Regions from separate parts of the Homo sapiens genome. Here region 2 is linked to region 1. A link is a contact called in ENCODE Hi-C or POLR2A ChIA-PET data. All regions are on one chromosome and are shown on one strand. Each heading gives the region's core, a stretch centred on a gene start or an enhancer-like site at or near the end of the contact. The rest is flanking DNA. Distances are from core to core; before and after follow the strand shown.

Evidence for each region. A loop is a pair of places that touch in the nucleus more often than their neighbours do. ChIA-PET counts read pairs that join two places held with the same protein, here RNA polymerase II (POLR2A). Pooled maps may share reads with other maps.
Region 2: a map of heart left ventricle shows a loop between it and region 1 (2.0-fold over the local background). The contact joins two enhancer-like sites. A Hi-C loop is called at or near these places in 1 of 168 maps with a recorded cell type or tissue (heart left ventricle) and 7 of 50 pooled maps. POLR2A ChIA-PET finds 5 or more read pairs at or near these places in 2 of 52 experiments (A673 and naive thymus-derived CD4-positive, alpha-beta T cell).

The regions. Positions count from the first base shown.
Region 1 is chr6:139,507,319-139,512,162 of GRCh38, reverse strand. No RefSeq gene overlaps it. Among named protein-coding and RNA genes, the nearest start is that of LINC01625, 35 kb to the right of the region's middle. Within about 2 kb of position 1,851, at least 2 of the 41 ENCODE cell types and tissues checked have a DNase peak (open chromatin) inside an H3K27ac peak, as active enhancers do.
Region 2 is chr6:139,755,901-139,760,554 of GRCh38, reverse strand. No RefSeq gene overlaps it. Among named protein-coding and RNA genes, the nearest start is that of FILNC1, 13 kb to the left of the region's middle. Within about 2 kb of position 2,039, at least 3 of the 41 ENCODE cell types and tissues checked have a DNase peak (open chromatin) inside an H3K27ac peak, as active enhancers do.

The DNA.
Region 1 (4,844 bases), core at 602-3,101:
ATAATATATACAAAGAACTCCTGAAAACAGATAGAAAAAGTCAACAACTCAGTAACAAAATGGCCATACAAAGCAAACAGACATTTAACCAAAGCAGAAACATGAATGACTGGAAAACATATAATCCAAAGCTAGAGCTTTTTATTTATTTATTTATTTATTTATTTATTTATTTATTTATTTTTATTTTTTGAGACGGAGTCTTACTCTGTCACCCAGGCTGAGAGTGCAGGGGCGCGATCTTGGCTCACTTCAAGCTCTGCCTCCCAGGTTCACGCCATTCTCCTGCCTCAGCCTCCCTAGTAGCTGGGACTACCGGTGCCCGCCATCACGCCCAGCTACTTTTTTGTATTTTTCAGTAGAGACAGGGTTTCACTGTGTTAGCCAGGATGGTCTCGATCTCATGACCTCGTGATCAGCCCTCCTCGGCCTCCCAAAGTGCTGGGATTACAGGCATGAGCCTCCACGCCCAGCAGCTAGACCTTTTTAGTAACCAGGAAAATAATACTAAATAAACAAATTACCATTTCATGTCCACTGAATTGGCAAGAATTTAAAAGTCTGACTATCTCAGATGTTGGAGAGAATGTGGAGCAATGAAAACTATGATCCACTGTTGGTGAGAGTGGGAACTGGCTCATTGATTTTGGAAAACGATTTAGCATTATGTAGTAAAGTTACAGATGCATATATCGCACTATCCAGCAATTCCACTTTCTATATCCTCTAGAAAGCCTTGCTTGTGAACAGCGGGAGACATCCACAAGAATGTTCCTGATAGTTTGGAAACAACCTGGCTGTCAGTGGTAAGGGGAGTAAATAGATAACTTGTGGTCTATTTATACAATTGAATACTCTGCATCAGAGAATCAACTACATGCATATGAATGAATCTCACAAATAAAATTCTGAACAAACAAGGCCAATCACAGAAGGCATAAAATAGTATACCTTTCATATAAAGTTCAAATACTTGTAAAACTAATACTATTTTGTTAGGGATTCATATATATAAGGAGTATATATGTGTATGTGTGTGTGTATCTCTGTCTACCTATATCTATATGTAGTAAAACTTATTGAAAAGGATGAGAATAATAAACACAAAAAGTCTGGACAGTTGTTATCTCTGAAGTGAAGGAGTGTGAGAAATAACTCATATGAGTGCCAAAGGCATTAGAAAAGTTTTCTTTCTTATACTAGGTGATAAAAACAGGGATATAAATTTTACTGTTATCATTTATACTTACTTCATATTTATTATTTTATATGTATGAAATATTTCATAATTTTTAGAAGCCAAAAGAGAAATATATATAAATTCTTATTATCGAATAACTTTTGCAGAAACTAAGTTTATTTGGATAAAGATTAAAAATGTGTAACACACACTATTTAGCACTCTTCGGGCAACATAAGGTGAAAGACGTGTTGACCCGGCATGGGTTTAGAGCATTCCTAACACAGCGCACATTCAGCATAGCTGTAAAATTGTTGCATCGATACTAATCACTGGTCTTACTGCTCTGTTTTGTGTTTAAGATTGAGCCTTTTAGAAACTGCCCCACCCAGAATGTTACACAGACTCTCCAAAACATGTTTTCCAAGTGCTCTGAGAGCTAAAGTTTATTTGGCATGTTGACAAATGATCCAATGAACATCAGGTCCAAAATATTCTGTGCTTTCTTTAAAAGACTCAGGTACAGGATTGCAGAAAGGGCACAGTTTTCTCCTTGGAATATGTTCGTATATGGATATTAAGGAGATGATCAAACAGAATCCTTTTTTATCTTTATTCCATGCCAAGTAGAGACCATAAAGTTTGGATCCTGGAATTTACTAAGGGCCAGTTAATGGGGCTCTGGCTGGCACCGTGTCTACTGTTCTCTCACTGCACCATTGCAGTGAGATCTTCATGCCTTCTTCTCTAGTAACACTCACCTCTGTTCCTATCACCAGCTGTTCCTGTCAACAGATCATTAGCAGCTATGTCAAGACCTTCTGACAATTGTCAGAGGGCCTGTATATATCTCACTCACTGATTGGCTCCATACGTATACTGGATAAAAGATAATTAATTCCCTTTTAGAGGAGACGATGAGCTCTTCTTTTCCTGATACATATTACTTCAAGGACTTCTTTTTTTAACTATTTGTGATATTCGTCTTTAAAATACAGTTACAAATATCTTATACACAGAATATAACTTTAATTGAATCTAAGAATGATCAGCACATCAGACTAACCTTGCTTATTTATCACTGCCATTTTATTTCTCATCTCAGAGCTGTGTAAGAGAGAGAACATACTCCAAACTACTGTGACAAATAACTAGAAACAAGATAAACAAGATAAACAACTAGTTTATTCTCATTTAAATGGCCTTTTTCCGGAGAATATTCAAAAGCCCTCATATAATCTTACCACTCATAGCAAACTGCTTTTTAAAACTCTCCCTCCGTTGTCAATTGTCATTTCTTACTGATGTCAGTGGATCTACGTCCTGTTACCACTTGCTCTACTCTACACATTTCCCTTGGGTGATTAAACTGATGCTATCTTCTGCAAAGCAAAATTCAAGGATTTTGTGACAGCTGTTACTGACCTACGGCTAGTGTTAGTTCAAATCTGAGATTGTGGCTGTATTTCTGGTAGTTAAGATGACTATCCCAAAGACTGGAAAGGGTGTGGAGCAATGGAAACTATGATTTATTTAGAGAAATGTAACCTCTAAATAAATGGGGTAGGCCAGGCATAGTGGCCCATGCCTATGATCCCAACACTTTAGGAGGCTGAGGCAGGAGGATTACTTGAGCCCAGGAATTCAAAAACAGCCTGGGCAACATAGCAAGACCCCATCTCTACGAAAAATTTTAAAATTAGCCAGGGGTGATCGCATGCACCTGTAGTCCCAGCTACTCAGGAGGTTGCAGCTACAGTGAGCTAGGGTTGCACCGCTGCACTCCAGGTTGGGCAGCAGAGTGAGACCTTGTCTCTAAAAATATAAATAAATGAATAAATAAAGTAAAACAAAGCCCTGTTCCAATAAAATTTCTGTGATAGTAGAACTTTGGTGGAAGTTTAAAGAATGATGCAGAATATTATATCTCATAATACAGAATATTCATGAAAGTTTCTATATGATAACTTTTTAATGGTATAATGCAAAGAAAAAATGACAAAAGCATAAAATCAGAACAGATGTATAGCATTAATTCAAGGCTAAGTAGAACATATTTTTGTGGTCACATAGACCATTGACTGGTGAATATGAAGTTCAAGCCCTCTCTTTTCCAATTTTTCCATTAGTTAAATGGGGACAATAACTCCATTCACCTCCTAAGGGTGCTGGAAGCATTCGTGAAGCAATGTTTATGAAGCACTCAAAGTTCTTTCAATGAAAGATTCTATGTAAACACAACCTTGTACTATTCTATCCAACCATAACCACACTCTGCTTGTTGAAAACTCCACCTTTATACCCCAAAAAGGAGAAGTCACATTTCTAATACTATACTATTTGTAGTTAGCTTGCTCTGAGAAATCGGATCATATAAATAGATGGATAAAATTAAAACTATATCTTGAGGTATATGATATATCAATTTATTTCTCTCTCCACAGATTGCCTATGTAAATATTATTTTTAACACCAAGAGCTTATTTTTAATTAGTGACCCATTTTCACTGTTTCTAATTGAAGTGTTATGGGCAATATCAAACATCAATCAAAAGTGCTTTGGAAAGCACCACTGTTCTCATTTGACTTGACTGAAAAGAAGATATTAGTTACTGAAATGAGGCTAAGGTACATGGAAAAAGAGAAGCTACATCTTGATAAGAGTGAAGCTGCCTGTATAGAATAAGGAAGCTAAAACCGGTGTCGCCTCCACTGTAGGATGGAAAAAAAGACTTATGGTTTGTTCCAGATTATTGCCCCACAGCTGTGTTTTGAATTACACCATGGATTTGATGTCACATCATCTGATTACATGTGCCAGGGTTCTCCTCTCCACCCTCAGGAATTCCTGACTATTCCTGCCTATGTCTCACAGGATATGGCCATTCCCTTATGGGGGCACATTCCATCTTTAGTTTTAGAACCTTATTTAAGGAATCCTCAAAGATCTTCCAATGAAAATTGTGCCGGGAAAGAACATAAATGATTTCATTAAAAAAACCATAGTTAAATATTTATTTACATATGAAACCCTCCTATACCAAACTTGAAAAGCTAGAAAGACAGAAAGCATTCACAAAAATGTCAAACAAATTGGCAGCTTGTATTCAATTGAATTTATTAATGATTTATTGAACTCCAGGATTAAGGATGATGCTTCTTGTTTCAAGTGATACAAAGATGATTGAGGTAAAATCTTGCTCTCACAGTTACATTCTATCAGTGCAGGTGAAAGGATAGGGAAGAGAGGTAAAATGGTGAAATTGACACACAGTAAATATAATCAATAGATACCAAGGAGAAGTACAAACTGCATTGGGATAACTAATGAAGAAGAGATGACATTGGGTTGAGGTACGAGGAAAATCTGCATGGAGAATGTATGGGTTTTAAATTTTTATTTTATTTTTAATTTTTTTGGTCACATAGTAGGGATATATATTTATGGGGTACATAAGATACATTGATACAGGTATGCCAAGAATGAATATTGCTCTCACAATGGACCTTAAGCCTGGCCAGGAGCAGTGGCTCACGCCTGTAATCCCAGCACTTTGGGAGGCCGAGGTGGGTAGATCACAAGGTTAGGAGTTTGAGACCAGCCTGGCCAATACAGTGAAATCCCGTCTCTACTAAAAATACAAAAATTAGCTGGGTGTGGTGG
Region 2 (4,654 bases), core at 790-3,289, 250 kb before region 1:
AATAATCATACAATCAAAATTGCAATAAAATTAAAGAAATGATGGGGTTTCTTCAACGTTCTTCAGTATTTGATTACAATGAGAACATTCTCTTTGTGCCCAATAGATTATGCAATGATGAGATATTTCTTAAAAAGCATTTTAATAAAAAAATCTAGAGGCTTGGGGATGTAGTAACTACTTGGAAAACCAACAAATAGGCCTCTCTAAATACGTCTGGATGTTTCCAATTTAATTTTTTATCTCCATTTAAAAGTTTTTTTCCTTATCAAGAAAAGCTCTGGATCCAAAATTTCACATTCCAGCTTTAAAAAGCTCTGCCTAGCCTTGACCGTCTGAGGAATATATTTTTCTTTTGGTAAAGCAAAAGGATCTTTGTGATTCTTTTCCTTTTTTAATATGTGTGCTTCAAATGAAATGAACTTTAATGACATACATTCTAACACTCTCATTTAGGGCAGGGGATCACAGGGAGGTGAAGAGCGAGCAGTAAAAGTTGACGAAAAGCTCAGAAATGTGTCAGGCCCTCTCTTGTCATTATCATTGTCATTTCCATCATTAGCTCTACTCAGCTATAAAATAGTGAATGGTGTCTGTCTTCTCTTGAGGGACTGGGTAGGCAGTTCCCCTAAAAAGGGTTGTGTTCTGAAGTTTAAGTATGGTGAAAACAGAGATGAAGCCATAACAATCTTAAGGTGAAAGGCTGAAGAGATAAAGAAATCTTTATGTTTGTTTCCAATTAATAACATAAGGTATTGTTATTGTAAAAGTCTTGAAGAGTTGTGAAAATGAGGACGATGTAAAAAACAAAAAGCCCCTGAAATTCTACTCCAAGAAATGACCACTAATCAGTCTATTCCTTCGTGAACTTTCTTACATGCATCCTACACACACACACACACACCCCCCCTACACAAAGACACACATATACTTTTTTTAAAAATAAAGATGTAGTTACATTAAGCTGTGTGTCTCAGCTTGCTTTTGCATAATTGTCATTATAAACAAGGACAAGATTTGTGTTTGATGGATAAAACTGCCACATCCTTTTAATGTCTGCCCAATATTTCCCCAAAGGGATGGAAAATAATTTTTTAATCCAATTCTTATTGACAAACTTTCATGATGTTTCTAATATATCACTATTACAATCACTTGGGTGAATATTTCTGGAGAATAAATTTATAAAAACAGAACTATGGAGGGAGAAGTTTAAAACTTTGCTACATAGTTCCAAGTTACTGCCCAAAAAGTTGTAACAATTTATATCCCTGTCAGCAATATATGAGAAAGTACACTATTCCACATATTTTTAAGCTTTGCTAATCTGAAAGATAAAAATGTATCTAATTATTATTTAAATTTACATTTTTAGCTGCACTGAGGTAATTTATACATTTACTTGGAATTTTTCCAGTACTAAATCATCTCACCGAAGAATACAGCGCAGTTTTGTATTTATTAAGTCCTCCTTCATGATTGTCAGGAAAGTTATTTTATTTTTCTGGTAGACGTCTTGCAAAGAGCTTATTAAATTTTGATGTATTATATACTTTTATCACTGATGAACTGGGATTGTTAAAAATTATATTACCAAGTAATTTTGCAAATATAAACCTATTGACATTTAAATTTATTTTATATCTAGCCACTTTCCTGAATTCTATTAGTTTTAGTACTAAAAGTTTCAGTTAGTTTTTTGTTTTGTTCTTAGGTAGACTATAATAATGCTGCAGGTAATAAATTTTGCCTTTATTTTCCAATAAATACGATGTAATCATAATGGTCATCCTCGTCTAATTTTGGAATTCAGTGATAAACTGTCTAGTTTTTCACTGCTTATGATAGTGTTTTATTTTATCATCTGTTTTGGGCCTTAGACCACTTTGAGAATCTCAACAAATCTTTCTTTCAAAGCACATGTGCTGCACAAACAAGCAAAATTTTCATATATTTTTAGTTGATTCATACACCCCTTGAGACCGATGAACCCACTCACACAAAAACACACCACGGAACAGACTCAGCTGACATAACTAAAGTTGCTTCAACGGGACTGGCCAAAAAGAACATTTCCAAGTAGGTGAAGGGTGTCAACTTAATGCAGCAAGCATTTGTCCAGTTCTCTTTCATCAGGGGTTCTAGTTACCCAACAGAAGGGTTAGCTTTCCAGTGCAATTAAAAACAGACATTCTGCAAGGCAATGGCTGTAAACTCTCTTTGAATTACTCTCAGTCTATCCAGAAAGAGAGGCAGATAAGTAAACAGAGCAACATGAAAGTGATATTAAAGATGTGTGTGTTCTGGATGACAGCATACCTAGATACTGCCTTTCATCAACTGCAAGATGTTTAACAGAGAATGTGTCTTTTGGAGTGAGACTAAAAAAATGATATTGAAGACATAAAGACATTCAAAAAAAAAGCAAAGGTAGTTTGGGCTGATATATTTTTAGAATGATAGGTAGTCCCTTGAGCTTGGAACACAGAAAAAGTGCAAAGATTTTCGGTGCACTGTTGGAAATGACTTTGTTTTTATGGTATCCTCAGCCAAAATAACATAGTGTTACAAATCTTGCAAAATAAAGATTCCTCAGAAACCTCACACAAATTGCATAACTCTTCAACTATTTTGTTTCAGGGTAGGAACCTCATAGATATTCTCAGTCTTACCATTGACTTACCAATTTAATCCTTTTGTTCCTTTCTTATTTAACTGATCCAGAATATTATGGCCTGCTGAAAATGCCTGATAGCTCTCTTTGTCTGGTACCAATTTCAGAAACTTCTGGATGAATGCACAGTGGGAGTTGTTAGCAGTGGCTGGAAATTTAGTGTGAAAAAGCCAGGTTTGGGAGATTTACCAAGAAATATCAATAATCTACTTTACATCCATACATAGGAAAGTATATGTCTCTTGGGAATATTAACTCATCTTCTATTTACCGCAGTTAAGCTCCTTGGATGGTTTGTCCATGAACTGCATGCCTCTTTTCCCATTGTTTCTGTCAATTCATTCTCTTTCTTGTCTCAGTCCCTTCTATATTAAGATTTCCTCCATGCTTTTCCCCCATCTTCACTATTTCCAAGCAATCTTCAGAACTAGTCATCAGATCAGTTTGCACACCAAAAATCTTCCATATTTTGTTTGTCCTCCACTCTCAATTGAATCAGAATATGGAGGGTGGGGTGTGGCAGAGAGGGGTTTGTGGCAGACATCGGTACTTTTTAAAGGCTCCTCAAAAACGAATCTCATGAACAGCCACCACTGAGAATCACTGGAACCAACAGCATCCCTCATTAAATCCTCATTGTACCCCTCACTACTTAGTTCCCTCGTTCTGCCACCTGTTTCCAAATAGGCTTTGAGTCTCCCTTTTTCTAGTAAACAGTCAATAGCTGCATTCTGCTGTAGAAATGACCACTATTACACCAGATTTTCTTATATTATGAATGCCCATGAGTTTTCACAATTAAGATGCTGAAAGCATATGTGAAAAAGAAAAACATCTTCAATGGAAATATAGTTTCCCGTGTTTTTTTCCCCTCCTTTATCTCCCCAGTGTAAAATTACTGAGCTCTCTTTGTGCCTTGTCCATTCGTCATTTGTTACTTCACCCTAATTTATGAATTCATGTGATGGGCAACATATTTATATAGTATGATTACAATGGCACTGATACAGGAATTTTGATGCTCAAAGCATATTAAGAAAAGAAAAAAGTAACAATAATGATGAGGAATTCCTAAAAGAATTCCTCAGGTCTTTAGAAAATGATTATGTGTAAAATATTTCCTAAAGTATTCCATCTTATAACTGCTAAGATACTCTACTGTGAATGCAAAGCACATCTATTTGATTATTTTCTTTTCCTCGTGTCCTTAGTTGTATCTGTATCCTTTAAATCAGTGTTGCTTTAGTAAACTCTTTGTTAGTATTTGCCAAATTATCCTTGGATTCAGCTACCTTCCATTGTGTTATTATTGTAGTCATATCCTCAAAGTGTATTTGTAATACATTTTTCACAGATGATCCTAAAACAAGCTGTAATTAAGTATATAATTATAGCATATATAGTAGAAGGATTATTTTTTTTAAAAAATGCCAAGTAGCTTGTAAGGCCTCTGGAGAATTCTGAAATACACAAAACAAAAGCCATCATAAACTTGCTCCTTTTTTTTTTTTTCAAGACTGGCTCCTTTTAGTTCTGCTGTCTCCTGATTCCTCATTCACGAAGTGTCACACAGTAGATGATCACTGGATTCATGATACATGTGATGGCAGAGTCGATCTTTTTTTTTTTTTTTTTTCTGGATTGTGTTTTGCTCTTGCTGCCCAGGCTGGAGTACAATGGCATGATCTTAGCTCACCGCAACCTCTGCCTCCCGGGTTCAAGTGATTCTCCTGTCTCAGCCTCCCGACTAGCTGGGATTACAGGCATGTGCTAACACGCCTGGCTAATCTTTTGTATTTTTAGTAGAGATGGGGTTTCTCCAGGTTGGTTAGGCTGTCTCGAGCTCTTGACATCAGGTGATCTGCCTGCCTCGGCCTCCCAAAGTGCTGGAATTACAGGTGTGAGCCACTGCACCCGGCCTGAGTCAAACTTGTATGTGTTGACTTTATCAGGCTATATTTCTCTTACTACATTAATAAT